7 separate regions of the Homo sapiens genome follow, and regions 1, 2, 3, 4, 6 and 7 are each linked to region 5. Evidence: chromatin loops called from intact Hi-C (ENCODE). Cell type or tissue: A673. All regions are shown on one strand. Links, peaks and the distances in the headings refer to the core of each region. The heading gives the core; the rest is flanking DNA.

What was found. Hi-C counts contacts between places; a loop is a spot of excess contacts. Peaks named below come from ENCODE experiments on the same cell type or tissue, not always from the same donor. Only the 100,000 strongest peaks of a DNase experiment are listed, where the experiment ranks them.
Region 1: it touches region 5 in a loop (4-fold over the local background); 10 of 110 quality-filtered maps call a loop at or near these places.
Region 2: it touches region 5 in a loop (2.2-fold over the local background); 4 of 110 quality-filtered maps call a loop at or near these places.
Region 3: a loop joins it to region 5, with 4 times the contacts of the local background. A loop is called at or near these places in 5 of 110 quality-filtered maps.
Region 4: it touches region 5 in a loop (5-fold over the local background); 24 of 110 quality-filtered maps call a loop at or near these places.
Region 6: a loop joins it to region 5, with 4 times the contacts of the local background. A loop is called at or near these places in 8 of 110 quality-filtered maps.
Region 7: it touches region 5 in a loop (11-fold over the local background); 54 of 110 quality-filtered maps call a loop at or near these places.

What each region holds. Positions count from the first base shown.
Region 1 is chr6:145,886,166-145,890,705 of GRCh38, reverse strand. It overlaps SHPRH (SNF2 histone linker PHD RING helicase), which reads left to right. Exons shown (of 30, transcript NM_001042683.3): 29 at 2,606-2,686; 30 at 3,919-4,540. The coding sequence ends at 4,015. It overlaps EPM2A-DT (EPM2A divergent transcript), which reads right to left. Exons shown (of 3, transcript NR_038246.1): 3 at 4,121-4,540. Among named protein-coding and RNA genes, the nearest start is that of FBXO30, 74 kb to the right of the region's middle. In A673, for the core only: a CTCF peak has its summit at 2,501 (motif pointing right); a DNase peak (open chromatin) is centred at 2,495.
Region 2 is chr6:145,702,634-145,707,173 of GRCh38, reverse strand. The region is part of intron 1 of EPM2A (EPM2A glucan phosphatase, laforin); the gene reads left to right. Among named protein-coding and RNA genes, the nearest start is that of EPM2A-DT, 30 kb to the left of the region's middle. In A673, for the core only: a CTCF peak has its summit at 2,794 (motif pointing right); DNase peaks (open chromatin) are centred at 1,403 and 2,813.
Region 3 is chr6:145,025,854-145,030,393 of GRCh38, reverse strand. No RefSeq gene overlaps it. Among named protein-coding and RNA genes, the nearest start is that of TRQ-TTG4-1, 150 kb to the left of the region's middle. In A673, for the core only: CTCF peaks have their summits at 1,752 and 1,954 (motif pointing right); DNase peaks (open chromatin) are centred at 1,993 and 2,693; H3K4me3 peaks cover 644 bases; H3K27ac peaks cover 2,568 bases.
Region 4 is chr6:145,211,993-145,216,532 of GRCh38, reverse strand. No RefSeq gene overlaps it. Among named protein-coding and RNA genes, the nearest start is that of TRQ-TTG4-1, 32 kb to the right of the region's middle. In A673, for the core only: CTCF peaks have their summits at 1,642 and 1,847 (motif pointing right); a DNase peak (open chromatin) is centred at 1,852; H3K4me3 peaks cover 322 bases; H3K27ac peaks cover 1,755 bases.
Region 5 is chr6:145,631,391-145,635,930 of GRCh38, reverse strand. EPM2A (EPM2A glucan phosphatase, laforin) reads left to right here. Exons shown (of 4, transcript NM_005670.4): 3 at 445-686. Among named protein-coding and RNA genes, the nearest start is that of EPM2A-DT, 100 kb to the left of the region's middle. In A673, for the core only: a CTCF peak has its summit at 1,739 (motif pointing right); a DNase peak (open chromatin) is centred at 1,750; H3K27ac peaks cover 420 bases.
Region 6 is chr6:144,103,103-144,107,642 of GRCh38, reverse strand. No RefSeq gene overlaps it. Among named protein-coding and RNA genes, the nearest start is that of SF3B5, 9.8 kb to the right of the region's middle. In A673, for the core only: a CTCF peak has its summit at 2,547 (motif pointing left); a DNase peak (open chromatin) is centred at 2,532.
Region 7 is chr6:144,583,590-144,588,129 of GRCh38, reverse strand. The region is part of intron 51 of UTRN (utrophin); the gene reads right to left. Among named protein-coding and RNA genes, the nearest start is that of SNORA98, 180 kb to the right of the region's middle. In A673, for the core only: a CTCF peak has its summit at 2,732; DNase peaks (open chromatin) are centred at 939 and 2,699; H3K4me3 peaks cover 3,682 bases; H3K27ac peaks cover 3,255 bases.

The DNA of each region.
Region 1 (4,540 bases), core at 372-4,371, 250 kb before region 5:
AGATGTACAAGTCCATTAAGTCACGAGACTGAATGAGATTACCTAGGAGTGAGTTTAGATAGAGACAGAGTTTAGATAGAGGACCATGGACTGAACTCCAGGGCACCAAAGTTCAGCTGTTCTAGGAGAGGAGAAGGAAGCAGCAAAGGTAACAAATAAAGATCAAACAGTGAGTTAGGAAGAAAACCAGAAGACAGGAGTGTCCTAGGAACCAAGTGAAAAATGTACCTCAAAGAAGAGGTTATGGTCACCTGTTTCAAGTGCTATGAAAAATGTCAAGGAAGATAAGGATTGAGAATTGATCATTAGATTTAGCAACATGGAGATCAAAACCAGGTTAAGTGGTAGAGGTGACAGCCTGACTTTAGTTTTGGAGAAAATGGGATTTTGTGTATTTCTTATTTAACAAATATTTGTATAACAAAGAGAGGTTAGGTAACTTGCCCATAGTCAGGCAGCTAGTAGAAGCAGTGGCAGATTTCAGGCACAGCCATTCTGCCTTCACAGTACAAGCTTTAACCACAGTGCACTGCTGCTTCTGTGTGGCTGGTAAGGCCAGTATTTTGAGGAGTTTTGCTGCAGAGAAAAGGAAGAGAATGAGATCAAGAGAGGTTTTTGTTTTCCTTTCAAATGGGAGAATTAGTAAGAAAATGATTCATTAGAGACAACAAAAACTAGTGAAGGAGAACAGGGAGAATGCTTGACAATGTCCTTGAGTAGGCAAGAGGATATGGGATCAAACACTGAAGTGGAGGAAGGGGTTGGTAGTAGGCAGAAGCATGGATATGTCATCCAGTAATAAGCAGGAAAGTACCTCATATGCCTTCCCTTTTATTACAGCAGAAGTGTCCCTTTTCTTTCAAAAGCCATCCATTCATTTGTCCTGGACTCCATTCTTTCTCATTTTTCAAGGACAGGTGTACATTTCCCTTGTACAGGTTGAGCATCCCTTAACTGAAATGCTTCAAGTGTTTTGCCTGTAGGATTTTTTCAGATTTTAGAATATTTGCATATACATAGTGAGATATCTTAGGAATGAAACCCCAGTCTAAACATGAAATTTATTTATGTTTCATATACAAATTCTACTCATAGCCTGAAGGTGATTTTATATAATATTTTAAATAATTTTGTGCACAAAACAACGTTTTTAATGTGTTTTGACTGTGACTCATCACGTGAAGTCAGGTGTTGAATCCTCCACTTGTCACGTTGGCACTCAAAAAGTTTTGGATTTTGGGTTTTTGGTTAGGGATACTCAACCTGTCATATATTACCCCATAAATATGTCTTAATATTATCCATCTTTAGAAAGAAAAAAACACTCTGATACATCCTACCTCCATCTCTACTTTTTTATCCCCCATTCTCTGTCAACCTGTCTGGTTGATTTTCTCCCCACCATATCACTGAAGTGAGACTTATAACATTTCTAGTGACCTACTTCTTGCCAGTGGTCTGAGGGTTCTTTGTCTACACCCCTTCGATGAATTTTTCCAGTCTTAGGGCTTTAGGTAGCTTTTACAGGTTGATGACTCTCAGGTGTATATCCCCCAGCCCAGACATGCCCATATAGCTCCTGTCCCAGGTGCATATATCCAGTTCTAGCTCTGCACACATATCTCTGGACTCACCTTGGATACCTGTCTAATAGGTATCTGATAGGTTTCACATGGACAAAACAAAACTGTGTTGCTTCTGCACTCTCACTCCCACCCTGAGCTTTCCCCATCTTATAATGTGGCACTGTCATCTGTTCCTGCCCAGATCAGAAATCTCGGACTCTTCTATATTTTTCTTTTCACATCTCACATGCCAGTCATCTTTTAAGTTTTGTCAGCTCTACCTCCAAAAGATATTCCAAATCTACTTGACTGCTATCTCCACTGACACAACCATAGTGCATCCACCCTTACTTACCCAGATGACTACAGGACTTCTTAACTGGCTTCTCTGGTGCTCTTCTTGCTGAGCAAGAAGTACATCCTCCACACGGTTGCCAAAGGGATTTCTAAAGTACAGTCAGGTATACATCAAATCATGCATACAAACCCACCAAGGGCTTCCCATTATAACCACGATAAAATTCAAATGCTTGGTCACATCCTGGAAGGCCCTGTGTGACCTGGCCCCTGCACATCTCTCCACCCTTATTTTCACCTCTCTCCCTCGCTTACAGGATGCTTCTGCCATGCCAGCCTTCTTTTGGCCTCTTGAACATGTTAGGCTTGTTCCAGGCATATTCCCTTCCCGGGGACTGTGTATGTATGTGCTGTTTCTTCTGTTTGGATATTCTTCCTACTCCTCCTTTGCCTACTGGCCTCATTCCCATCACTCTTTTTTCAGTTTGCATGTCAGCCTGTTCTCCCAGCATTATATTTACCTGAAACCGTCTTACTCTTTTATGTGTTTATTGTCTGTCTCTCATTAGAATGTCAGCTCATGGAGATTAAATAGTTCATTTTATTCGCTGCTGAACCCCTCCCAGCACCTGCCACAAGTGGGCACCAACTGACTGATGAATATAGCATATAAAATGTGAAGTCGGTTTGTACTGATTTGTTTTACTATGTTTTTAAGCTTAAAATTCTTCTGTACCTTTTAGACCTACTATTGTACACAGATTCTTAATTAAAGCAACAATAGAAGAAAGAATGCAGGCAATGCTGAAAACTGCTGAGAGAAGGTAGGTAATAATTTACCACAAGTAGAAGGGGGAAGGTTTTCCTGTTAAAAGTTTGTATCTTTAGAACTTCTTCACTTAGATGACAACGAAAAATATAGCACAAATACGTTTTTAAAAGCAAAGTCTGACGTTTTGCCTTTTCACTGTTTCCCAGTCAGTGCTCCAGACTTTGTATATTTGAATTAATTTATTAATTGTAACATGTAAATATAAACTATACTACATTCCTTTGCCACATTGGATCACTTTCTGAGGCTGGGAGTTCGAAACCAGCCTGGCCAACATGGTGAAACCCCATCTCTACTAAAAACACAAAAATTAGCCAGGCATGGTGACACGCACCATAGTCTTAGCTAGTCGGGAGGCTGAAGCAGGAGAATCGCTTGAACCCCGGAGGTGGAGGTTGCAGTGAGCCAAGATCGTGCCACTGCACTCCAGCCTGGGCAACAGAACGAGTCTGTGTCTCAAAAAAAAAAAAAAAAAAAACAAACTTGTTAAGGTTAATTGTGGTGTCAATCCAAAGACAAAACAAAAGCAGAGAGACTAAACCAGTCTTAATTTTAAAAGCTTGACTCTGGAATCATAGAACTTTCTAATATTTATGGTATAATTTATTTAAATCTTTTTGAAAACATAAATCTTTCTACATCTTTAGGAGGTAGGTAGGATTGGATGGTACCCAAGGAAGAGATTATTGCCTTAGAAGGGATTGTCACATAGCAAAGAAGCAATTTGAAACTAGAAATTTTCTTCCATTGATGGTTTCTGGGAAGGAAAGAGGCTTCCACAAGGGCCTTTTTACCTAAAACATGAAGGCTTTTTAAAGTTCTTGTTTTCCTTGTGTATCAGACTTCAGTGATTTTTATTTAGGTTGTTTTAATAAAATAGCAGTTATGAGTTGTTTGAAATTCTCTTGAAACAAATTAACTTCAGGTGGTAAGAAGGTAATTTGTAAGGTGAGAGCCTTAGTAGCAGTAGTCAAGAGTTTTATTCTTTGTTCTATTAATTGCACAGAGAAAAAACACTTTGACAAACACTAAAAGTAATATATAGAAATCTTCACTTTGACAAGGTATAACAAAGATTTTATCACTTGCTTTCCTCTGGGAGTTTCTTATATCCCAATTACAAAAACTTAAGAAAAAATATGTGTCTAGTTCGTATTACTACAAATATAATCGCTGATGGCTTGGGGTTTCTTTCTGACTGTGCTCATTTGGGAAACCTTGCAGTCACACGAACTCATCAGCAAAGCATTCAGAGGCCTCTGTCTTGACTGTGGCTGACCTGGCAGACCTATTTACCAAAGAAACTGAAGAGCTTGAATGAACTACACTTGATTCATTCCATGGACTTTAGTGTATTAATAAACTTTCATAGCTGTAGAGCAAAGTTACAAGTTTTAAAAACCCAGTAGATAACAGTAACACTGTTCCTAGTTGAATGAATTTGTTTATTGTTCTGGTTATACAGTGGCTTAGTACTTATTGAGTCCTTTTCAATATACTGTTTCCAAAAGATCTATAAAGATTCTTAATTTTACACTCCTAATAAAACATTTATTTTTTGTCCCAAATAGTATCTATATCTGATGATGCAAGGGAATTAAGAGAGGTAATGTGTACTTTTCTTATGATAAGATCACTCATAAAACAGTTGGAATAAGAAAGTAAACTAGTCTAGTTTTATATGACCTGGTATATTGAACAAACATAGATCTCAGTTTTGGAAGGGCCTTCAGTATCTTTAGCACATGATTCACCAATATCTTGTTAGTAATATTTTAAGTAGATGGTGAATTATATTAACCCATTTTTTGAGTAGGCTTATACCATAACTTTACACCTAGTAATT
Region 2 (4,540 bases), core at 394-4,393, 71 kb before region 5:
TTCAGGCTGCTATAACAAAAATACCTTAGATTGGGTAATTTATAAACAAAAGAAATTTATTTCTCACAGTTCTGGAGGCTGGGAAGTCAAAGATTAAGGCACCAGTATTAATAGATTTGGCTTTCTCTTTGTTTCCAAAATAATACCTTCTTGCTGCAGCCTCACATGGCAGAGGGGAAAAGGGATGAACTCATTCCCTCAAGCCCTTTTATAAAGACACTAATCCCACTAATGAGGGTGGAGCCCTCATGACTTAATCATTTTCCAAAAGTCCCTACCTCAATATCATTGGATTGGGGATTAAGTTTAAACATAAATTTTGGAGCAACACAAACACTTAAACTATAGCAAGTGGCCTCTTCAAATAATTTATATTTATTATATAATTCTTAAACATAGCAAGCAATTATACAATATAAAATTATTGAATGTATTTGAACAAAACCATCTTATTAATACACAACACTAACACATGCGTATACACATTCCTTTGGATTGGGAGTACAGCGGCATATTATTTTAATCTCTATGTGTTGTCTGCCATGGTCTTTTAGTGCATTGTAGGTATAGTTGCTCTGTTTTTCTCCAGTGGCTACCTAGGCCATCAGTGTTGATTGGATTTAGTATAAAGGCTTTCGTTAGAGCTTCTTGTCTGAGACTTAACCTTCCAGCATTAGCAGAGGGAAAGAAAAACATGCACCCTTCCAGCTGGAGCAAATGTTATTGAGCTATAAAAATAGCATGCAGTTTAGTGAAGTTACATATTTCGGTTATATATGTGGTTAGTGCACTTTCTGGCTTTGTTGTCCTCACTCAACTGTTTGCAGGTTTACATATATATAAATTAGGTAACCTAATGTGTTGATTCTAGGTATAATTTTTGTACATCAGGCTCTGACACACCACCTACCTGGCTATAGTTTTGTGTATATGCCCAATAAGCAACCCTACAGTGTAATTCCTGTTAAGATGTGGGATCCTTCATGGGATACAGGCAGCTCTTATGGATTTACACTGATAAAGTACTATGTCCAGAACTGGGACTTTGAGTCTTAATTTATACTCACAAACATTCTAAATACCTTTTCTCTACTTGTCTAATATGTAGTCATTTGCATCTTGAATATCTGAAACCTAAACATTCCAAGTCTTCCAGCCTTCTATGCAAACCCCTTCTTTTCATATTTAAATAAATTGCTTGAATTCCCATCACATATACAGAGAGATCTGATCTCTTTCTTCCATGTTACCCAGCACCATCTTTCCTTGGTATATCTTGGAAATGTTGGAGCATGGCAGGCGATTACTGTTTACCAGTATCCATGTCCTCTCCCCAGGGGAAGATTGTTCTTCTTTGCTCTGTTGAAGAAGTATATCTTTGTTATGTGGCTTGCTTTGGCCAGTAAAATATGAGAGGAAGTGCTGTGTGTCATTTCCTGTTGCGTTGCCTCATTCTCCTTTCTCTTTGCCAAGAAATTGTTGCTATTTCAAATAGGGATTGCCTTGATGGTCAGCATGAAGATGATGACAATGTGAACAAGAGCCCCTAGCCAATCTATAATGAACTCTAACATGGGAGATAATCAAACCCCTGCACTTTTTCTTTGTTTGTTTGTTTTGAGACAGGGTCTCAGTCTGTCGCCCAGGCTGGAGTGCAGTGGCGTAATCTTGCCTCACTGCAGCCTAGACCTCTCTGGCTCAGGTGACCTTCCCACCTCAGCCTCCCAAGTAGCTGAGACTACAGGTGTGTGCGCCACCATGCCCAGCTAACTTGTGTGTGTGTATGTGTGTGCATGTGTATATCTATCTATCTCTATATATATCTATATATCTGTATCTGTATCTATATCTATATATCTATATTTTGTTGTTTGTTTGTTTGTTTTTGGTAGAGACAGGGTTTCACCATGTTGCCCAGGCTGGTCTTGAACTCCTGGGCTCAAGCCATCCACCCACCTTGACCTCCCAAAGTGCTGGGATTACAGGCGTGAGCCACTGTGCCCAGCCCAAACCTTTGCTCTTTTATACCACTGATACTTTGGGGTTGTTATTACAGCAAGCCCTAGGACCAAAAACAATGCCTGTCATGTAGCAGATGTTCATTAAATGCTTGATAAATATATGAACTTGAGCAAGGCACTTTCCAGAAATTTCAAACTGGAATACACTCCATCTTCCTTCTTCAATGTGATTATGTGCCTGGAAATTTGTAACATGAGATAAAGATGCAACGCTGTCTTAAAGCATAAGTTTTTCTAAAAGACATTTGAGGAAAAAAGCATTATTTAGAAATTAAAACAGACACATCTATCTTATGGAATAGTACACAAATCTCAAAGGAATTTTAAAGGAAAACTAGAAGTCTTCTAAGAATATTAATACCATTTGGGTACTGCCTCAGGTTATTTTTCCAAGAACCCTTGGACGTGATAATCTTTGAGTCTCAGTTTTATCCTCTATGAAGTACAATATTTGGACAAAGATGGAGGTGTCAAAGGCTTTTTAGGAGGGGTTATATGGTGTGAACAGCAGTGAACTGAGAGCCAGCAGCCTTGGGCTTCAGTCCTTGCTTTGCTGTATAAGTATAGGACTGTCAGGTCATTTAATCTTGAAATTTAGACTCAGGAAAAGATGTACTAACACTTCCGCTATCTGTCCCACTGGATTTTTTGAGAAACAATACATTTTAGAATACTTTGAAAATTATTAAACTCTATTATTCCAAATGAAAAGCGATAGGAAATTCTTAAAATCTTTTCAAATTTGAATACTTTATTTATATTCTGTTTCCACTGGGTGGCAGTATTTCACTTGCACTCTACTGTAATTTTTATAGTTTGTATATAATCTTATAGAAAAAAATTTGATAACTATTTTAAATAAGTACCTCATTGTTTCCCAACCTTATCTTTCTCCTTTCTCATCCCATGCACTCCCTTTCTCTCAAAGAATTCAGATAAACCACTACCATTCATTTAAAAAATCTTTAATGAAGTAAATGTGACTGCAGTCTCTTTAAGCTTAGCAATTTATTAAGAACTTCTGCTTCATTTGGGAATATGTATTAGATAGCTTAATTTTGCTCAGATATAAGCAGATTACTTTGATGTAGGTAATTAAAAGTAGTTAAAAATAACCTACAAAAATCTTGCTATTGGTTCTTTATGACAATTTTAAAATAATGTTTTTAAAATTAAGCTGATGGATGTCCTTTTTAACTGATAATACCAGTGATGCCTATTTTATCCTATCATCAGAAGATCATCACACAGTTGTTATGTGAAATCCTTGATGTTTATGACATGTTCGAGAAACACTTTATCATGGTTTCATATCAGTTAACTTTGTGTCAGAATTTCCTAGAAAATTAGTCCCACAAGATGAGTTAAATAAGAAAAGTATACTTGTAAAGCTTGGTGAATAATTCCTTGCTGACTTTTGTTGATATTAAGGTTTTGAGGTAAGTAATGGCATAAATGTGTTAGAGTAGTTGTATCCTACAGCATGAAGATCAGAGTCATTCAGCAGCGTAATGGATTGCTAGTTTTCACTTGTAAAGAGACTATCAGTGCAATTTTTAAACTGACATAATCACTGTATTCTGTATAAGAGAGTAATTGCCTTGAAAAATTAGGCTGTTTAAAGTTGTTTATAAAACTTGATGTAGATAGAATAAATATTTTTAAATGGCTAAAATGCTATGTAACATTTTAATTGTTTTGTGCCAAATCTTTGCTGTTTTCAGGAAGAAAAAAAGGAAGTTTTTTTTTAAAGAATATCTAAGGTCACATGTGGTGGCTCACACCTGTAATCCCAGCACTTTGGGAGGTCGAGGCGGGCAGATCACAAGGTCAGGAGATCGAGACCACCCTGGCTAACACGGCAAAACCCCGTCTCTCCTGAAAATACAGAAAATTAGCTGGGCGTGGTGGCGGACGCCTGTAGTTCCAGCTACTTGGGAGGCTGAGGCAGGAGAGTGGTGTGAACCCAGGAGGCAGAGCTTGCAGTGAGTGAGATGGTGCCACTGCACTCTAGCATGGGCAACAGAGCGAGACTCCGTCTCGAAAAAAAAAAAAAAAAGAAACATGTTTATCAAATTTGCTGATAAGAGAAAGTTGGGAGAGATAGCTGGTATTTTGTTTAAGATGAGCACTATTCAAAATATTTTGTCCCACAGATAGGAATAAACCAATAAGAAGAGATTAATAAAAGTTAACTCTTACATTTGCATTAAGTTATTTTATAAAAATAGAGAACAAGAGAAATTGCATTGATCACAAGTCAAAGAGAAAAGAGTTTGTAGTTTCAGTTTTAGGGTAAAGCTAGCATGGTTGGGCAGGGGTTGGGCAGAAATTGTAAACTATGTGAGTTACTGAAAAATCTTGTACCTTGGAAACACATAAGCCCAAGTGGAGTTACTGTTATTATGGTCTTGTCTTGATACATATAGGTCTGAACAAGGTTATTGTTAAAATAATTTGAGTTTGTTTTAGTAGTATACCTCTTTTGCATTAGTGTACAGTTTTGCAAAGACTAGGAG
Region 3 (4,540 bases), core at 380-4,379, 610 kb after region 5:
TTAAAAATGAAGACACAGCTGGAAAAGCTAAATGAGGGTTGCTTTAATCATATAATTAAATCACTGCTAGCTAGATTATAAATGCGATGTAGCAATAGCACAGTATCTGCCACATATTGATAGTTTATAAATAGTTGAAGAATGAATTGAATAAACATCTGTTTAAGAAGGAAGAATCTCCCATCCTGGATAACACGGTGAAACCCCGTCTCTACTAAAAATACAGCAAAATTAGCCAGGCGTGGTGCCGGGCACCGTAGTCCCAGCTACTCGGGAGGCTGAGGCAGAAGAATGGCGTGAAGCCTGGATGCGGAGCCTACAGTGAGCCGAGATCGCGCCACTGCACTCCAGCCTGGGCGACAGAGCGAGACTCCGTCTCAAAAAAATAAATAAATAAATAAATAATAATTAAAGAAAAAAAAAGAAGGAAGAATCTCATATTTTATCTCTGCAGAATAAAACTTCCAACAATAAAATTATTCTGCTATTGAGAACTGACATAGAATCGACTTGCAAAACTGTCCTCTGGCTCACAAAACAGGTAAAGTATCCTAAATCATTAAATGGAAGCAAATTATCTGAGATCACAATTTTCATTCCATTCAGACATACGTTCCAAGATAAAACCACAGATAAACCGATCTAACTTTTCCCAGATTCATAAGCCTTCTGATTGTTCAAAAACCCCCGAGTTTACAAATTCTGACCAGTATCTCAGAAGACCTGCCTGTGATTAGCTCCAGCCTACAAGTAATACTGTCGCCTAACTCCCTCTTTTCTGAAATACCCTACGGTAGCCTTGGTATGTGTTAATTACACTAATGAATTTAACTTTGATACGCCTGTGTTCCTGGTGTTGCTTGGCTAGTAGTCACAGTATTAATTACCTTAACAAAAGATAATGAACATAATTTCCAGGCAATTTTTTATTAAATGCTATGCTCATTGTTAATGTCTGATTTCACAGAATATTTAAGGAACCGACATGTCTTCAGGATGTATATTGGACATTTCAAATCCTTTCTGCTAAAAGGTAGTAGAAATATAGATAGATAATCAGTGTGAGAACTGAAGAAGTTTTTTTCCAACACAAATTATGTGTTATCTAAATTATCCCTGGTAAAAGAGAGAAGAAATTGGCTGAGACATGGTATCTGTTGAAAAAAATGTCATGAGAGGCAGCAGGTACAAGAAAGAAATATTTTTGAATCACTGTCAACAAAATAGAAAATCACTAGTGAACAAAATAGAAAAATTTTCCATACTGAAAAATATAAGTCAGATACATTTATCTTACAGAAAGTTATTGCATTCCCCTGCTTTTTGTCTTTTCTACAAGCCTTAAAGGCTAATAACTAGGCAGAAATTGACACCAGCTTTGGATTCAGAATATATTATTATACATTTTAATTTTGCTTCTTATATGACTTGGGGCACCCATCTGAGTTTTAATAATCTCTTTTGTAAAGTAGAGATATTATATTACATTTAACATTATATGTTTAGCCATATGGCTGCCTTTTATGTAATTAGAAAACACTGTACATTTTATTTTACATGTAGACACTATATTATTATATAGTCATCTGCATGCATCATGTACTGCTGATGTTCATAGTTCTGTACTACGTATGATTCTATACACAAAATCATGTTTATTATACCTTATGAGCAATTCTAATAATTTTTCATAGATAGTTCTGAAATGTCTGGAAATGAATTGTAAAATAGTTTTTTATTCCACTGTAAAAACTATAACACAGATGAGTGGTTATGAACATTAAAAGAAAGTGGTAAAAATGTCGACACATGATAAGTTCTCCTTTTTGTGGGCCAAATCTGAGTTTTTATTCCCTAAGCCTAAGACAAGCATATTTTAATGATATAAACAGCAGAAGGGTAACATCTTATAGCAAAGACAATGACTGTATTAACGATAGTCACCTAACTACACTGAAGGCCACCAGAAGATGGCAGTCTCATTTCTTCAAGGAATAGAATGACTCTAAGACAAATGAATACAAAGATGACAGATAGCACGGGAGACAAAATTGTCAGGTCAGTAATGGATACTGCCTGTCAGCATAATTCTTTCTCCAGGTAAAGCCAACAAACTTGCTTTACAGGAAGTGCCAGAAACTAAAAAGCATGACCATCAATGTTATAGATTTTGCCAAAACATCATATATATGGAGAGTGAAAAAGAGTTCACAATTCATCTGAAACTTTTTCACCAATGGTTTTTTCTCATCCATCTTGGCACATTCCTCCTCCATGCTATGTCAGAGTACGTGAATCCTGAGCTAAAACGGAGGGCACTCCTTTGTAGTTTCTTCTAGATACATTTATTTAAAGAGAAAACACATTTACTGTGGTCAAGAGGTGACACTGAGACCAATTATCTAGTCATTCCCATGTCCTTTAAAAAAGATATTCCAACCTAAAATACATTTAAATCCAAAAATATATATTGTCTGGCCTCTTTCCCAACCCTGAGAACTTAGGCATTAAGGAACTGGACATAAGCAACACACTGGACCGTCAGGCTGCGTGCCTCCTAAAACCCCCTCCTATTGATCTTTGTGACTTTCAGATGTACCACAAAAGAGATACGCTGGGCACAAAAATTCAAACATTCTAAATTGAAGTTCTATAATGGTTACCCTGCTGTTTTATTTCCCGTCTTTTTGATAAGCTGCGTCTCTCCAACCTATGCATATAGAACAGAAACAATTTAGTTTGCCTTTCAAGAATCCCTCCCCTCAACAAAAAAGAACACTGACGATATTCACATTTTCCAAATGTAGATTCACGTAATGCCATTTTTTTCAATTCAGTTTTGAAAGCTTGAAGAGTGGTGAAAGCTCACATTAATAAGCATAACCATTTAATTTCCAAAATTAATAAGTGCAGCTCAACATATTGAGTGCATTACACTGGAATATTTGATGCCTTTGGAATTGCTGTGAAACAAAGAGAGATTATGATGACCAAATGGTGCTAAACTAATGATGTTTTCATAGTAGGATAGAAAGAGAGAGACATAAATATTGTAGCATGCTTACACAATATTGTTTCAATTTGTTGATGACAAAACACATTTCATCTCAATTAGCAAGTAAACTTTGTTATGCAGTGCTAGTCAGATTGCTAATAATTAAAAACCCAATGTGTCTTCAGTCATTATAACAGCACAATGATGAAAGGTTGTGAAAAGTATTTGAATTCTGTTTGCCATCCTTATTTGGGGAAAGAAAAAATTCCCTATCTTCCTAATGAATTAGTTAATAGTCCCTATGATTATTCTGGGTCTTCTGGAAAAGTTAAGATATCATTTCTCAGCGTTTTCCAATGATGATACCTCAATATAGAAATTGCGTCCAGAGAATCCCAGGATAGTTCAAATAACCACCCACCCCCCAGGAACTAATTTCCTGGCACTTACTCCACATACCTGTGTCCCCAATATCTTTGATAATACTCACTTTTTAAAGTTAGTAATTAACAGTTTACTCTGATATGTATGCTTTCTCCTACTTGGGGTTATACTCCTTCTGGGTAACTGGCCTACATGGCCAGTTTTATTTTTGTTTGTTTGTTTGTTTTGACTTGGGCCACATAATTGCTTTAGCATTTTGTGTTGATTACTTTAGCTACCCATTTTCTCCTTCCTTTACCTGCACCTTAGGCTCTAGACATAATTTTCTGCATTCAAATTATCACCAGCATCCATTTTTTAAACCCAAACCAGCTTAGGGTCCAAAGATGTCAGTTTCCAATATATTTTATGTTTATGCCAATTGCTAATCAGCTTCAATATTTACTAAGGACCTCTTTCACCCTAAAATTTTAAAATAGTGAGCTCATGCCCTGTAGCAATATTTGCCGTTTCAAAGTCCATGTGGTCCTGTGGTGCTGTGGTGCTTCCGTTCTTGCCTGGACTTTAATTCACCAGTATCAGTGGCAACAGAGACAGTGAACTGGACCTGCACATGGTACCCACAATGCCAGATGCTGTGCACATAAAGCTAAAAAAAAGGTGCTTTTTGTCCCCTGGGAACTTTCTTTTTGAGATTAATTTGATCTCAAGTAGGATTACAATATGATTATTCCTGTCTGAAAAATGCAGACTGAAATTTCTGGCACAAATATGCCTTAAATTTATTTTGTTTTATGCTGATCCAGAGCCTCATCTACTTACCAAAAAATTGAAGCGTTCAGCAAATGTTAAGGATTTTTTTTTAATCAGAGTTAGCCATTCTATTTAGCCATTATATTTAATTTTCTTTTACATTATAGGCACTGCCTTAACCATTTTATCCCAAATACAGACGGTTTGCCAATAAGTGATTCTTCTTGACAAGAATGGTCAGACACTAGATTTTCTATCCTTATGCTTATATTTAATACAAATGAGTGAATAACTCATTCAGATCATAAAATTTGAAATTGTAATAATCATCACAGTTCAATTCCCATGGAATTTTCATTTAAAGAATCCAAAGTATTTTCCTGTGTTTTGCTTTATTTTCTCTAGTCT
Region 4 (4,540 bases), core at 313-4,312, 420 kb after region 5:
TCAGTAGCTTATATTTTAATTTTGTTCCACTTTCTTTAATTTCTAAGGTTCCTACTTTTTCAATATATGTTTTAAGGCTCTAATATTTCCTCTAAATACTATTCAAAACTTTGCCCTATTTCTCCCAATGTGTAGCATTTTCATTAGAGTTAAGTTTTGTCACTTTTATACTTTTCTTATGATTTCTTCTTTGACCTAAAAATTATTTAAATATCTGGTGAGTTTCACATTTTCATTCATATAAAGCAGTAAAATAAATTAGCGATTTCTAAATTAATTGCATTATGATCAGGACGTTTTGTCCAATTACACTAGTTCTTTTAAATTTATTGACACTTGCTTTTTACCTGAATATATGGTCAATTTCATCCTCAAATTGTACCTTTCAGAAATACTGACCTAGTTGCCATCCCCTGAAAGTGCCAAGCTCTCCCACATGGAATTCTTATTCTTTTGCTTGAAATCATAGACTCTTTTTTGAATGCATTCCTTCTCCTGGTTTACTCCTTATCAGCTTCTCTGACTCCTAATTGAATTAAATACACTTTCTTTATGTTCCCTTATACCTTGTGCTTACCTACTTTTATAACATCCATTTTTCATATCAAGTTTTCTTGTGTGTTGTATGTCCTACCACTTGCATCAGGATTACTTAAAATACTTCTGAAAAATACAGGTTTATGGCTTTACTTTTAGACCTATTGAATCAGAAGTAATTTAATTGTTTCAAGTAATCAGGCTCTATTAGAGCCCTGGAATCTACAAATTTATCAAATATTGCCAGTGATTTCTATAAACATTCAAGTTGAGGAACCACTAAGGTATGCTGTAATCATTTGTTTATTTCTATCTTCCTAATGTTGTTTGCTGACCTATTGTTTATGACTATAACCCCAGGAGCTAACAAAGACTCAATAAATGTAGACAAATAAAAGAAACAAGTGTGGTATAAATTATAAGTAATAAACCAGACAGTTGTGGCATCATTTAAGGAAAGGCTAATTGTTCAATCTAATATCAAGTCTGGGAAATTCTATCAGCTTTTAGTGCCCTGAATACAGTATTAACAGTTGTAGAGGGTTTTAACTGGTCAAATTCATTTAAATTTAAATTAATTTATTCACGACTTCATAGAGTCTCAGAATTGTAAGAGAACATTGAACATAAACAAGTCAATCCCTGAAATTATACAGATGTGTAATATGAGAATGAAAAGTAAAGTTGCTATCCCAAGATGTTTAGCAGGAAGATCACAAAACTGCGACCAGATTCTTCACAATTTGTTCATAAAAAAAAAAAAAAAAGGAAACTAATGTAGAATACTTTGGGAGAAACGGAAGCTGAAGTGAGGAACGGCAAGGAAATTTTACCTGGTTTGTCTTGGTTTGTTGAGATGTTAGATAGACCAAACTGTAGAACACAGATGAGAGAAAGAATCAAGCCAAAATCAGGCTGATTCACTAAGGGATACAAACAAACATTAATACAGAGAATCAAAGATAAAGAACACGTAAGAAAAAAATTTTCTAGTTTTTTAGGTTTTTCTGACATTTGCCTTCATGTCTAAACAATCAAATATGAATTATAATCAGATTAGCATTGCCTCCTACATTGGGACAATAAATTAATAACTAGCCAAAGAAAATACAATTGAAGCCCATGTTTTTCTTTGGTTCAGATTAATTTAAGTTACATATGGGCCCAGATTAATTTTACATGGCTCCAGGTAAACCAGTATACTGACTCAGTGAAGAAATTTTACCTCGTTAGGTATTTTTAATGTGTTTTTTTTTTTTTTTTTACTAATCTAGTTTCTATTTCTCTCTCGTCTCAAATATTCCACCAGGTGGCAGTAAATGCACCACCTATTTCTTAAAAAATGGCAACAACCTGCTGAATTATATCAAATTTATCACTAAGTATTTTGTAGGGTTAAATTTTCACTGGTAAAAGAAAAAATTTGGAGAAAAAAAAATGTGGGTTGGATATTTTGTGTGTTAAATTAAGGGTATAGTCATAAGACTAATTATGAAGAAAAAAATCAAAAGAAGAACTGAAATAGAGAATACAAAACACTGACCTTTGTAAAAAATCTATAAATTGAGCCAATAAAAGTGAAAAGGCCAAGTCAGCCACATGTTGAATATGTTTTAGTAAAGTTTTGCCCTTCTTTACTTAGTATTAGGTTGTCTTTGAATTAGTTTCAAAGATTTCACTTGTGGATATTTTCGCTTTTCCGTAGTCCAACGAGAACACTTCAAATAGATAACAAAAACCATTAAAATTAATGCGCATCTTCAATCTACTTGAACTGACTGAAACCAGTTGACAAAATTAAACTTCAATTCTACCCTGTATTACAGCAGCACATACAAATTTATTTCACTAAACTTATTCTGGGTCAATAGCTTCTAAAGCTGTCAAAATGTGCCTGTACAATCACACATTGCATCATTGGAATAATAGGATTCAGAGCAAAAGAGGGGATCGTTCAGTTCTTTAGTTTACATTGGTTAAAACACCCTGGGATGTTAGGCTTTGGGCCTATCACTTTAAGGTAATTGAAAAACTGAAGAGCATCTAAAGAATGGCAACCACACTCCATCTCTACTGGACATTTTCGGTGATGTCAGAATATAGCAGAAAGACCAGCAAGGAGAAATTATACTGAGAGGCCCACGTTAGTTCAATACAAAGCAGATGTTCTTTCACTGTCAGTTCTTACATTAAGAATTGAGATAGCAAGTCACTCCTCCTACTATAAACAACAGAAACTTGACATAAAACATAACTGAAAAAGAAAGTAAATATAAATAGGCCTGTAAGAAGAAAGAAAAATCTCCGTGGGACACAAATGAAAAAGAAAAGAATGCAACCTCAGGTGAAGTTGAGATAAGCTGGAGAATAGAAGTGTTAGACCCAGAAATTGGCCCTGACAGCCAATGGCTTTAACATTGAGGTGGTCATGAAATTTAAGATCTTGGGCTCCAAAGAGCCAGGGAGTTTGAACAGGATTCCTTGCATAAAGCAGACCCTTGGAAAAGCTACACCCTCAGTTAAAATGTGGCTAGAGAGAACTCTGCCCATCAATTCAGAGAGAAGTTTGTCTCTGCTCTGGTGGAAGAAAACTCCTCCAGAGCCCCAGCTACCCAGACTTCCCAATGAAAGACTGACTTTTCTCTCAGCTGATATTTCCCAGCAATGGTATTTACTGCCATTTGTACCATGCAACAGGTGAGTTGGTAAGCTTGTAACCATTTGTACCGTAGAAAGAAATCAAGTGAACAATAACTTGAGCAGTCTTAAAACTCTAATTAGAATCTGGCAAAGAGAGTCTTTAGATGGGATCCTTGAAACACATTCATAACTACACTTTCTAGTTTTTGTCACATCACACATCCCATAATATACAGAAGTTTTTCAAATTGTGTTAAACCTGTAACACTGCCAGAGTCAAAGCCTAACTTCTAAAGTAAAGGAAACAAAGCCAGGAGTCAATGGTCTGGAACATTTTTACTGTATCCTATTTTAAGCTGCACATGTTACCCTTTGTAAAAGGAGGAACCTGGCTTTCAGGCCTACCTTGCTTTTAACTAAAGGCACTTTGAAGTTATGGTAAGTAACTTATTATCTTCTGCTTCATCTAATTAATTATGCCATAGTTGTAAAAACACTAACAACAACAGCTCTCAGGTATTGAGTGAGAGCTTAGTATGTACCAAATGTACCAACAGCACTTTACATAGTTTTTTTTTTTTTTTTTTTTTGAGACTGAGTCTCATTCTGTCGCCCAGGCTGCAGTACAGGGGTGCGATCTCGGCTCACTGCAACCTCCACCTCCTGGGTTCAAGCAATTTTCCTGCCTCAGCCTCCTGAGTAGCTGGGACTACAAGCGCATGCCACCACACCCAGCCAATTTTTGTATTTTTTAGTAGAGATGGGGTTTCACCATGTTGGTAAGGCTAGTCTCAAACGCCTGACTTTGTGATCTGCCAGCCTTGGCATTAAAAATTGTATCCTCAGCCAGGCACAGGGGCTCACGCCTGTAATCCCAGCACTTTGGGAGGCCGAGACAGGTGGATCACCTGAGATCAGAAGTTTGAGACCAGCCTGCCCAACATGGTGGAACCCCATCTCTACTAAAATTCAAATCTCTACTAAATCTCTACAAAAATTAGCTGGGCATGGTGGCGCGCACCTATAGTCCCAGCTACTCGGGAGGCTGAGGCAGGAGAATTGCTTGAACCCAGGAGGTGGAGGTTGCAGTGAGCCAAGATCGCGCCATTGCAATCCAACCTGGGCAACAAGAGTGAAACTCCATCTCAAAAAAAAAAAAAAATTGTATCCTCAGAAAAACACTGTGAGGAAAGTATTATCAAAATGATCATTATGTATATGAAGAAGTTAAAGTTTAGAAAAGTTGAAAAAGTTTATCTAAGGCCACAATATTAAATGGCAGCCTTGAGAAAGAGGAAGCAGTCTCGTAAGAGACTTTTCACTATCCAACATTGGAATGGAATGTTCCACAAACTAGTAGTGG
Region 5 (4,540 bases), core at 185-4,184:
TATTTGAAATATTTGCATAGACTTTTAAACCGGAATGCCTGCTGAAATTTGTTTTTCAGAATTTATTTATATAATTACAGGAATTTTCACCTCTAATTTGTTAGCATTTGAAGTCTATTGATGGATTTTTATCATGTGGAACCATATATGCATTCATGGAATAAGTACAACTTGGTAGACTTATTTTAATATATTGCTTGATTTGGTTTGCAAATGTCCATTTCCTGGCGTTCTAGTTAATTGAAATACTTGCTTTCCCCAAAGCAGCAACACCAGTACTTTTTCTTTCAATAATAACATTGGTGTTCATATTCTAAAATATCTAGCTTTTCCTGTGCCAGACTTAAAGGTTAGTTATATTTTAATACTACATGTTTTATGCAGCTCCTTAAACCTCAAATCAGAACAACACTAGTGATAGTTGTCTCCATATGTTCTCATTAGAATTCTACCAAATATCTGGCTGGGTAGCTGCCCTCGTCAGGTGGAACATGTAACCATCAAACTGAAGCATGAATTGGGGATTACAGCTGTAATGAATTTCCAGACTGAATGGGATATTGTACAGAATTCCTCAGGCTGTAACCGCTACCCAGAGCCCATGACTCCAGACACTATGATTAAACTATATAGGGAAGAAGGCTTGGCCTACATCTGGATGCCAACACCAGATATGAGCACCGAAGGTAAGGATCAGAACTGTTCTGCCTCCTTGCTGTATTTCAGAGAAACCCTTGCTGTCTGTCTGTCTATCTATAATTTAATATCTTAAAAATGAATGGTAGAAATGGAATAAATATAAGATTTTAGATTTAATATATATAATACATATGTTTTGACACTGTGGCTAAGATTCTGTTTAATGTGGCTTCTTTGTTTATTCATTCAACACATATTTATTGTGTATGTACTGGGTATGCGGCATTATGCTAGTAGCTAGGAACACAGCAGTAAAGAAAGACAGGCACAACTTCTGCCCCCACGGAGCGCATTGTCCTATAGGGATGGCAAATGTTAATCAAATGACTAAAAATAGAAGTTTAAAACTATGATGAATTTTTTGTTAGAAAATATATAGATATTGCTATGAGATTATGTACAGGTAATCAGGCCAAGAAGTGGGGTCAAAGAGGGTTTTCTTGGAAAGTAGTGTTTGGGCTAAGATCTGAGGGTGGGCTGGAGGAAGAGTGAGTGGAGGGAGTGACCCAGGCAGAAGCAGCAGCTTAGAAGAATCCTTGTGGCAGGAGAGAGCACAGAGTGTTGCAAAAACTGAAAGACCAATGTGGCTTGGATCAGAGAACGAGGAAAGATGATCCTGCAGGATTTGAGCGACAAAAAGGACTTTAGACGCTATCCTATAGCAGGAAGAAGCAGTTGTACAGTAAGACGAGTTCGACACTAATTACAGCACAGAGGGGAATGGGTAAGAGAGGAGTGAGGACCGTGCTGGAGGAGGGTTATGCATGGGAAGAGCACATTCTGGGGAGCGACAAAGGGAGGCTGCGTGAATGCCATGGCACTTGAGGTGGGCATGGCTTTGATAGGTAGATGTGGAGGGAGAAAGGGCATGCTAGGGGGAAGCAGCAGCACAGGCTATGGCACAGAAGCATGGAATTTTAGAGGAATGATAGGGATTTTAGCCTGGTTGTAGAATAGGGTACTTGTCGAAGAGGAGTAGAGATAACTACAGTCGGCAGAGGAGAGAACCAAGTTACACCGATAGTATCAAGCAGCTGTCAGCAGGGGGCAGCAGAGAGCTTCAGAAATGGGAGAGGCTAAGGAGTTTGATGACCTCCTCTGCTGGGGAAAGGACAGTGATATCCAGCTCAGAGACGTTTCTATCTTTAGCCCTCTTCCCCCAAATGTATATTATGTACAAAACACTCTCCTAAGCAATTTACAAGAATTAGCTTATTTAATTCTCATAATAAGACTCCAGGCAGATATTGTAGCTGTCTCTATTTTGCAGACGAAGAGGCTGAGGCATGAAAAAGTTATTGCCCATGTCATAGAACTAAAAAGAGGCCCATTCTGAATTTCAAGGCTGGCAGTCGGACCCAGAACATTGCTCCAGACAGCAACTTTACCAGCTATGAAGCTTCTCCCTGCATTCTTACACAGACGCTTCAGGCAGGTTCTTCAGACCCATGCAATTTCAACCCCTTATGTTCATGATCATCTGGAGTTAGGCAGAGCCTACAAATTGCAAGGGAAGTAGCTTGTCTCCCCAAGAGTGAATGGTCTGCAAGATAAAAAACCATGAGGACCACAGGAAATCTACGTTTCTGGACCTTGCCCACCTCAGCCCTTTATGGATCTCAGGTGGTCCTCCTGGCCAGGCTGGGCCCCTTTGTTGATCTGTGTCTGAGCTGAATTGCCATTGGGGATGGGGTATAATGTTTGTTCCTGAAGGTGGAGAGAGCTGCTGACAGTCTGGTTATTCCTCTTGGTAACCTGACCTAAGGAAGCATGATTTAGCTGTAAGAGCTCTGCCCTTCTTCAAGGAAGAAAAAAAGAAAAACTTCATTTGCGAAGATGCACATTGGTTGAATCCAGGTGATATTTACCTTGTCCAGCTGGTTTTCCTGGTTTCAAAACAGAGAAGATAGTTAGGATTTGAAGGACTGTAGCTTCCAGAGAGCATTTTGATGTTAGCATCTCTGAATCTGATTTGACAGCATTGTTATCCTGTTGGAGAATGATGTGAGACGAGGCTGGGAGAAGTTAGGCTGCCAACTGTGCCACGCATCCCCCGCCATCCCATCCCAACCCACACACTGATTACCTGAAGGCTCTGCTGACAGATAGTAATTTGCTTGATAGTTTGGGACTCTGCAGAAGCCTGAGGGAAAACTGTATCCCCAAGGACCCATTGTAGTTGTGTTCACGAACCTTTTTTGCGGTCAGTGGGTTACCAGGTCACAGTCGTAACTGTTAGTGCAGTAGCATAGCTTCTTTCAGGCTGAGACAGTGCAGTGGCATTTGAGCTGCAAAATGCAAGCTTCCACGTGATAAAGGCCCAGCTGTAAGACCGACTAATGGATTTCTTTGGCTTGGCCTAACCTGGGGGTGTAATCTAAGGGTTAATAACCACTTCTGAGTGGCAGGGGAACTTTTTACCAATAGACCAATGTCTGTGGCTCACAGTATTAGCCCAATGAACACATAGATTAATCAGCTGAATATTTTTAGAACTCTAGAGAAAAACCCAGTTGGAAGTGTTTTGAGCTGCAGCATAATGCTCTCAGTTGAAGTCTGAGAAAGAAGACAGTTTGTTAGGCTTGACTGTCACCGCTAGTTGTCACAGACCTGTTATAATCAATCGTGTGATCGATCCTTACTCTTGCATGCTTTTGTCATATGTGGAATGGTGGTGTAGATTTCTTTTTTTAAAAAATCTTTTATAAACATTTTGGTTTGTGTCTTTCACCTAGGGAATGAAAATCTGCCAAATCTAACACTCACCTGAACAAAACAAAATGAAACAAATCTGCTCGTTAAAATTTTCTTTGCATAGAAGGTATTCAGGTTGTGTTTTGACCTCTGTCACTGCAGCACTATTTATAACAAATGTCTACCCTTGCCTCCCAAATGAGTTCACAGGCTTCATGAAGTCCTCAGCTACCCCTCTGTTGTCAAAGTCTGACTTCCTTTCCCTTGCTCAACACACTGATTTCGGCTCTCCCATTGCACGGAAATGCTGACCTTGGAGCCAAGACAACTGGGCTAAAGCCTTGTCACCACTGGGTAGCTGGGAGGATATCGGCAGGCTAGTTCCTGCATTAAGAAAATGAGGATAGTAATTTCCACCTTACAGGACTATAACAGTAGAATAAGATAATTGATATGAAAGGGCTTTGAAAATCACAAAGTTGGAATTGTAGGATTAGTTCCAAGTCTTTAAGTTTCTACCAAAGGATGTTATAGATAATGTAGATCCTATCTATATTACACTTCAAAGATGGAAAAAAATATGCCCCCCACATAATATATTCATCATATATCTGCTCCTGGAGTAAGAAAGGAAAGTGTGTGTGTGTGTGTGTGTGTGTGTGTGTGAGAGAGAGAGAGAGAGAGAGAGAAAGGCTGAAAGCTGCAGATTTCTTTCAGGATCAACCTTGGATAAAGCATATCTTTAGGGCCTTTTGACCCCTCTCTTTTATCTCAGGCCCTAATACCTCAGGCTACTTGACTTACCTGCCCAAATGCTCTACCTCTCCCTCTCCTCACAACCTTGGCTGGCTCAATAGTGCTTTCAGGAAGCTTTTGGTTGGTCCAGAGTCAGATTAGCCTGGAGCTGGTGTGAACCACAGGTTAGGCTAGAAGTGCTTAGTAGTGTCTCAGATCAAATAGGCTTTTATTGCTGTTTTTCTAGTCTTGTGTTTATTCATGGACTTAATGAGTGTGTATGGAGCATCTACTGAGAACTAGGGCCTGTATTAAATTACAGAGTCAGAAACTCAGAGGGTAGAATGTCTTGTTTGACCTGCAAAGGATTTACAGTTTTTCAACTTAGTTGTCAGCATTTAAAGTTTGGAAT
Region 6 (4,540 bases), core at 228-4,227, 1.5 Mb after region 5:
ATTTTACATTTTAATCCATGCTGGTAGGTTTGGAGTAGAATCACATTTTGGTTTTAAATAACGTTTGTTTGTTCTATTTTTCTCTTTTTATGTCAAAGGTAATGCATGATTCAAACCAAATCCCCCTTAATCACCCATCTCATTCCCCCAAGGCAAATGGTTAATATTTCCTTCAATACTTTTCCTATGATGATACAAATGTGTGTGTGTGTGCACGTGTGTGTGGTGTGTGTTTGAAAGACAGGATCATATAACTTCTATAACTTCCTTTTCCCATTTAATATAAAATGGATGTCTTTTTATGCCTATTTATATCTACTAGGTATGGGCCTCTTAAAAGCTACATATTATGATTATACCATAATTGATGTAATTATTCCTTTTTGTTAACACTCAATTTGTTTCCAGTCCTTTGCTATCACTCAAAAGGCCATCATGAACATTTCTTCCTTCATTTATTCCATCAACATTAATTTAGTACTTAATCACTGAACTTCATGCTGCGGACAGAGCCATGAACCAAACACAAAAGTCCTTGTCTTCACGGAGCTTATATTCTATGTAAGGAGACAGACAATAAGCATGATAAATAAAACATTATTTATGTATTTACATGTAGTTAAACATGTATGCTAGCAATAAGTGGTAAGGGGAAAATAAAGGAAATAGGGGTAGGAAACATTGGTAATGGAGGGACAGGTTTACAATTTTAGATAATTTGGCCAGAAAAGGACTCATTTAAAAAGTGACATTGTGAGCAAAGGCCTAAAAGAACCAAGGTCCTTTGCCACATGGACATCTGGAGACAGTGCATTTCAGGCAGAGGAAATAAAAAGGAAAAATGCCTCTGAGATAGAAACATGCCTGGCCAGTGTGTTTGGAGCAATGGCGAGGCAAGAGATGGTTGAAGTGACAGGGCAGTCTTGTACATGCATCTTTACACAGATTGTGATTGTGGCTGTATTTAGCTCACTCTCTTCTTCCCTCCCAAAGCCCCCGTTCTGCACATGAGGGTTTCATAGTGCTCCCCTGGCTTCAAACTTTTTTTTGCTTCCCAATAGACTAAAAATTCAAACAAGACTGTAAATTACCTGGCCACTGCTTCCATGTCCAACTTCATCTAATGTAACTATTTCTCTGTCACTAGGCTCCAACCGTCTAGTGGTTCCTAGAGTCCTTCAAACTTCTCCCCACTTCAGTGCCTTTGTTCTATGCCTGGAATGCTCTTCCAGAGTTCTTGGCATAGCTGGCTTGTTGTCATTCCTCAGGACACATGCAAGTGTTACCTCTCTAGAGTGGCCTCCCCTCAATCACCTTCTCCTCAGTGCCCCCCTCCTTCTTCCCCATTATTCTTTATCATAGCACCCTGTTTATTCCTTTTACTGAAGTTACAAAAAATCTTCAGTTAAATCTTTTTTTTAGACCTCAAACCTCTTCTCACCATATATTTAAAGATGACTTCCCTCTCTTAGGTAAACTGTGAAAATGACAAATTGTGACTCTTAACTATTTCCTGTGGTTTAAATGCTTGTGTCTCCCCAAAATTCATTTGTTGACATTTCAACTCCAAGATGGTGGTTTTAGAAGGTGCGGCCTTTGGGAGGTTAGCTCATGAAAGGAGAGCTGTCATGAATGGGATTAGTGCCTTCATAAAAGAGGCCCAAGAGAGCTCCCATGCTCCTTCAGGCACATGAGGACACAGAGAAGGGACGTCTGTCTATTAACCAGGAAGCAGACCCTCACCAGACACCAAATCTTCTGGAACTTAATCTTGGACTTCCCAGCCTCTAGAACTCTGATGAATAAATTTCTGTTAAGTTACCCAATTTATGGCATTTGTGATAGCAGCCTGAACTAAGACACTTGTTCTCATAAAAATACTATTATAAGAGTAAATTTCATATTACTGTAACAAATGGAACATGCATACAGTGCTTCAATGTTTCTTTGTAAAATTTCTCCATTGAGAAATTGTTTAAAAATTGCACTGGCCTGTGATTTAATGTTATCACTAAGGAACAGAAAGGAACCAGCCTATTAAATCTTATGAGTTGTAGAATGGAGGCCCATGGCAATCATATCTGTCCCAAGAGAAGTTATATGAAAAGTACATAAAATTTAACCCTTGTAGTATATCCCCAATTAGGGGCAAAACCCTTAAAAAATGGAGAGTTCTAGATCTGCCCAGATATATGAAACCCACAATGGTTGGAAAAAGAAAAGTAGAAGATAAAGACATTTTCAATCACAGAAAAATAAGATTATAACTAGCAAATTTATTTTAAAAATTCTCTAAATTCCATATCACCTAAATTCCACATCACCACTTATTGTGTAATGCCCCCAAAGTATAAGGGAATGGTTGCTTCCTTTTCTCCTAAATTATCAAAGTCTTAGTTGCCTTTAAAAATACAGCACACCAAAGTATTATTTTTAGCATCTCATTCACAAGGCACCGTTCCTGCTTACTGTGATTGAGAAGCTCAAGGGTGCCTCATTATAAAAATGTTCTCAACCATTGTTCCATTTGTTGGCCTTAAATACTGTTTTGGCGACCCCTAGTGTGAAACATTATTTCAACATCTGGACATATTGAAAGTCCTCCTAATACTTGCTTACAGACAGAAATGATATCTAAAATAATTTTTCACCAAGGGAAATGTGACTTCAGTTAATTTCTACTTAAAGTTCATGTCTTTCTTAGATCATAATAAAATTTGAATATAATTTCTGGTGATCCAAGACATTTGAAAATCACCGAAAAGCACTATGGTTAGAAATTCATGATTGCGTTAAGTGTGTGCACAACAGTAGTTTCATTGTCTTTAATAATGCTCTAATTCCACTACTAGGAATTCACCCTACGAATATACTTGTACATGTGCAATATAACATATGTACAGTATTAGTCATTGCAGCAAGGTTATTCATTGCAGCAGTGGAAACAACATAAAGGGTAATCAATAAAAGGGTGGTTACTGGGAGTATGATACACTCATACAAGGGAATATTATGTGGCAATAATACAAGGAAAAAAAGAATGAGAAAACTCTTTTATGTATTAATATGCGATGATCTCTATGATGTATCAAAGAACATAGAACAGAATTAAACAACCAACACAAAAAACCAAGGTAGAGAATTATGGTGAGTATTTTGCTACCATATGAATTTTAAACGGGGGTAAAATACTATACATATTTGTGTTTGCTTATACATCCATGAATGTAATCTCCCAAAGGATACACAAGAAACTAATACAGTGTGGTTACTCATTAAAGATGGGGGTGAGAAATGGTATAAGTTAGATACTGCGTTCCTTGTTATAGTTCTCTATGTGTGGATTATGCCTTTGCTAGTCAAAATGTTAAATGGCTTCTTAAAAAATTTAAAGCCTGCAGCACAAGGCCAAGAAAGACAAGGAAGACTTTGCTTCAAAAACAGATCCAACAGAATATAATTTTCTGTCTTAAAACATATGTAATTTTTCTTTATACATTTTAAATTCTATACACTTTTCTAATGGAATCTTTTATTGCATATTTTTCCTTACTCAAATGCTGAACTGTAAGACAGCATTTGTAAAATTTTATTTTTAAGATTTCTGTTTACTTTTTTTCCTTCCCCAAAGTCACCTAGTAAAGACAACATTTGATAGTTACATAAAGTAACCTAACAGGTGGGATTGACTTGAGGTAATATCTTCGGTTAGGAAATTCTCACAGCTCTCCTGGCATGTCTTGCCAATAAGATTGCTGGTTCCAGACCAAAATTCTTTATTGTCAACAAGTGTAAGAAATTGTAATATTCCTTATTAGGTCATAATTTAAAATTCATGTGTAATATAAGTATACATGGCAGATACCCAGGAATAAACTTAACAGAATATGGTAAAGATATGAATGGAGAAAATTATACCAGCTTTATTTTACATTAAGAAAAGTAGACTTAGGCAGGTTGCGGTGGCTGACGCCTGTAATCCCTGCACTTTGGGAGGCCGAGGTGGCCTTGAGGCCAGGAGTTCAAGACCGGCCTGGCCAATATGGTGACCCCTGTCTCTACTAAAAACACAAAAAAATTAGCCAGGCATGGGGGCACATGCCTGTAATCCCAGCCACTCGGGAGGCTGAGGCATGAGAAATTGCTTGAATCTGGGAGGTGGAGGTTGCAGCGAGCCGAGATCATATCACTACACTCCAGCCTGAGCAACAGAGCAAGACTCTGTCAAAGGAAAGGAAAGGAAAGGAAAGGAAAGGAAAGGAAAGGAAAGGAAAGGAAAGGAAAGGAAAGGAAAGGGAAAGGAAAGGAAAGGAAAGGAAAGGAAAGGAAAGGAAGAAGACAAAGAAAGAAAGAAGTAAATAAATGAAAAAATATACCATGTGCATCAATGAGAAAATTCAACATAGTTAAGATGACAACTCTCTCCAAGTTAAAAATTAAATATAATTACAATTAAAAATTGCAGCACGGTTTTCATACTATTTGAAAGCTGACTTCATTAAATGTGAGGCTTTGTAGTGCCTTTAAGGATCATCTGGGG
Region 7 (4,540 bases), core at 334-4,333, 1.0 Mb after region 5:
GTAATCTTGACCTGACTAGGAAGTGCAGAAACAAACGCAGAGTAGAGAAAGTAGTCTGTGTGGGTATCCATACAGCTCCCAGGAAACACACCTACAGCATCCATAGAGAGGGTTAGATGGAGGCAAACCCATCTACATACGCCATTTTTCTCCATTAAACCTCAACCTTCACACAGTTTCTGTACTAATCTAACCAAGACTTTCTCATGAAGCCAAGAAGAGACAACTCATATGATCAAGTGGGAATTCTAACTTGCAGACTAGAGGGTCATGACTCTGAGCTCCATGGTTCAAACAATCTATGTATGAGTTGGTTATTGAGAGAAACTGAGGGAATCCAAGAGTTGACCTTAAAATACACACATCTCAACAATCAGATCATGTTAAAGTAAATCTCCATTGCCCTGGATCACTTCAGGATTTAATTGTCCAAGGAGAGCAGGGTTCTCCTGTGAAAAAAAGGTGGGGAAATGTTTGAGAGTAAAAAATACAAAATTCAACCGGTCGAAAATACACCACTCCATTCAGTGTCTTCTAAAAAACCACATACTCAACCTTAACTACCTCTAAATACAGGGAGCTGTACATGTAGATGAAAAATAATATGTGACCTTACTTCATCAGTGAACATAAAAACCTGCTGAGAGATTAATGTGCCTTCATGTTCATTATCTATTTACTCATTAGCACTACAAGCAACTACATAGTTCTGTGTTGTCCACGTCCACACATGAAAACACACACACACAGCCACAAAGCAAGCCTTTTGTAGACATCACTGGTCAATCGTGACTTCCCAGGTGGAATCTTCTGGTCTCTTCTATTTTTCACAGAATATTCAGAAGTAGTTGCTTTAATACCACAGAAGACACAGTATTCCGGGGAAGACTTTGAGATCAGCACCACACTGAAAGCTCAAGCCCCCTAGAAGGCCAGGCTAAGAATAGCCATAGTTTCACTCTGTATGTAAATGACTAGTCACCAAAATCGTGTTGTGTATACCACATAGAGAAAAAGAATCAACTGTGGTACAAAAAGGCAACAGTAGAAAGTAAGAACAAAATTATACACTACTAATATTTAATACATGATTTCACCATGGCATATATGTATAATTTTTAAATGAATACACATCTATATACAGCTAGATGTTTAAAAGATTTTTGCTGAAGAAATATGATCAGAATAGTTTGGGGGGTGACTAAAACCACTTAAACTAAAATGATTTACATATACATTCAAGCAAATAGAAGTTATATCACTTAAATCAACATTTTCTAAAATGCTTGAGTCACGAAGGAGTCAATTTACAGCACTAAATATTTTTAAATTTTTCTCATTTTTCTATAATGTTCATATCCCAATCTACTTTACAGGAAACTGCTTTTTACCATGCCCTCAATTGCTAAATATTTTACAGAAATTGGCACTAAGAAAAAAATAAGGAGGACTTACAAAAATCTCTTCTGATTTAACATTAACACAAATAACCCAGTTCTAATCTAAAGACTTCATGATATAAAACACCCCAAAGTAATCACGTAACAATAAAAACAAATTAAATTCAATATTATTTTTCAAATCATTTACATCAGCTTTTTTTCTACTGTGCTCTACTAAAAGAAAAATTATTTTATAGGCATGAAAATTTTAAAGAAACTAAGCAAACAAAACCATATCTGAGAAAATTAGCATCCAGTGTAGGGTGATTTTAGGTCATCAGGGCAATTTCAATGCTGCTAATTATATCTCCAAGTAAGCAGCACTTACGTTTTTGCTTCCTGCTCAAATTTTATTGGATGTATAACCGAGAAGAAATATTTTTAAAGGCAAAAAATACACGTGAATGTGTAAATAGATTGTGGGAGGGGAGTATATTTTAACTCTGAGAGCTGTGACATGCCTTTTTTCATTCCTCCCTTCTCTTTGAAACATACAAGAAAACCCACAAAATGAGAATATTCTACACAAGTATCTACTCGTGTAACACACACACTATCTTCTGACAAACAAGAGAAGTATGAAAATAAGCAGAAAAGACGAGCTGCCACAGAGGGAAAAGTCTAACAAAAGACTAAACAAATAATACATAAAAAGAATGATCCTCAAGAGGAATTTAAAAGAAGATAAAAATATTCAGACACTGAATTTCAAAATGCCAATATGAATTTTAAATAGTCAAATTTCCCTCAGATTATGCCACATTTTATTCTCATTCATTTTGGTCTCTACATGTATTTACAATAGACTGTTTCTGTATTTTTATGGAGATACACAAACTTAAAGCATTTTTTTCTAAGAAACTAAATTTAGAGAATGTGGGAGGAATAAGGAGAAAGTCAAGACAGCATTTACAATTTAATGGGAAGGGAATTTACAGTGTCTTAAAGCAAATAAATGTCAAACCCATTTAAACTTTTAGGTATGACACATGGACTATTGATAATTAAAATACAATTAAGTATTTTTGGTTGGTATAGCTACCTCTATCAATATTTGAGATGGCAACTGTTAATATTTAAGTCTACAACTAAATTTTCATTTCATTACATTAATATAGCTCAATAACTTAGATCAGTTTTCAAAATATAACCACACAAATAAAATTTATCTGTTACTAGTTTATTTATTTCATAGTAATTGTGCCGCTTCCTAATCTGGATTTCCAGTTCTTTAGGCAAAATCTCCTATGTCACTGCCTTATACTGACACCTGCTGCAATGTACTGGAATTGTACATTTCTCATTGCGTTAATCAGGCAGTTGTTAATTTTGCATATGGGAAAGAATACGTGGAAGATAGTATTTCAACAGCAAATAATGTAAATTTTAATTCTCTAAATGAAATAAGTAACATTTATTCTAAACATTTAAATTTTCATGGTATCTTTAGGAAATTATAAATCAAGAAGTCTTCCCAAAAAGCACTTCTGATGGTAATTTATCCAATGACTTCAGTGACTTAACTTGTGCCTATTTGCGGTAGAATTAGCAAACTAATTAGCAACTTTCTCCAATACTTGACTTCTGCTGTTTCATCTTTTGCACTAACTTAATACCTTCGACTTTAGAAAAATATTTGGTTTTGTGAAAGTACACACACAAACGGATCAGGAAAATGACCCTGCTCTTAAAAAAAAGAAAGCTTTATACATTCATACTGGTAGTTAAAAAAATTAAATAGCATGAATTAGTGAATGAGCTTTTCTTATCTATTATCAAAATTGCCTTTTCATGAAAAACATAAATGTTTTACCAGAATAAACTTATCCACTGAAGTAGAGCAAAACACAACACATTGAAATAACTAGGTTTACAAATCTTTGTAACTGAATTAATTAAGCTCCATTAAGTTTTAATTAACTTCTTATGCAAATAAAACTCTTGTAAGTATTTCTGAAAAGAATACCCCACTACCTGAATCTGTCTCCCAAAACTTCCGGAAAAAAAAAAAGTTTCCAGACAGCAATATATCTAATTGGCCAAATTGTAAGAAATTACAGTGTGATATAATAAAGTTAATGGAATACTGCTTCCCACCTCAATCTGCTGCCATATAAGCATCATCTAGATGCCTGGACATGCCATACTGTATATCATCAGAAAAATAATATTTTCTTAGAGGCAGTTGTTTTGATCACAAATGAGTTTGGGCAGCTAACAGAGCAACAAGATACATTCTTGAGAACGGTACTAAAAATATGATAGGAAGGAGGAATATAGTACTGCGGTAGTGTAAAAATTGCTATTATAACTCTCTCCTTTTATATCAAAACACTCTAATTTTGACAAAAGTAATGACATAGTATCAACATAGTTTGAATAAAACAAAACTATGATCAAACATATAACAGCTGACTTAAAAAAATACAGCAGCTGATTGAATGGTTTATGTTCGGGATGACGTAGTATTAGAAATTTGCAACTGTCAAACAAGTTGTCTCCAGTAAGTCTACTTAATTCATCCATCCAAGTGAAATTAAATTCTTCAAGTGTAACTATAATATATGGAGATTTAAGAATATAGGGGATGTTTTATGATGAAATTCAGTCTGATCATTTTTTTAAAATGTCTTTTAATTGTTTTAATTGAAAAAGCAATTAGCTATAAAACAATGGAACATTTTTTAAAAATCTACTGAAAGATTATTTGGCACTCTTCTTTTAATTTTACTAAAATTTACATAAGATTAATGTGCCATTCACTATTAAGATACTGCAAAGTACCAGAGAGGTAACAGGTCTTAATGAATGTAGTAGTTTTGCATCATATTTTCTCCAAACATTTCACTAGCCCATCTCAGAAGACAAGATTGTGTCAATTGCAAAAGAAACTATGTACTAAAACTAAAACCTGTTTTAGATTTTTAAACAAAATGTAATTATGCAATTCACTTTAACAGCTTTCACAATCAGTTACTAAGAAAGGGAATCTTTCCTTGATAAGAACCTGAAAGATTAGTTTTTAGAGCCTGAGAAACAGTAGAACTGTCAGACACCCGAGATCCTTATTTTCAATCACTCAGTTACCTTACAGAGCT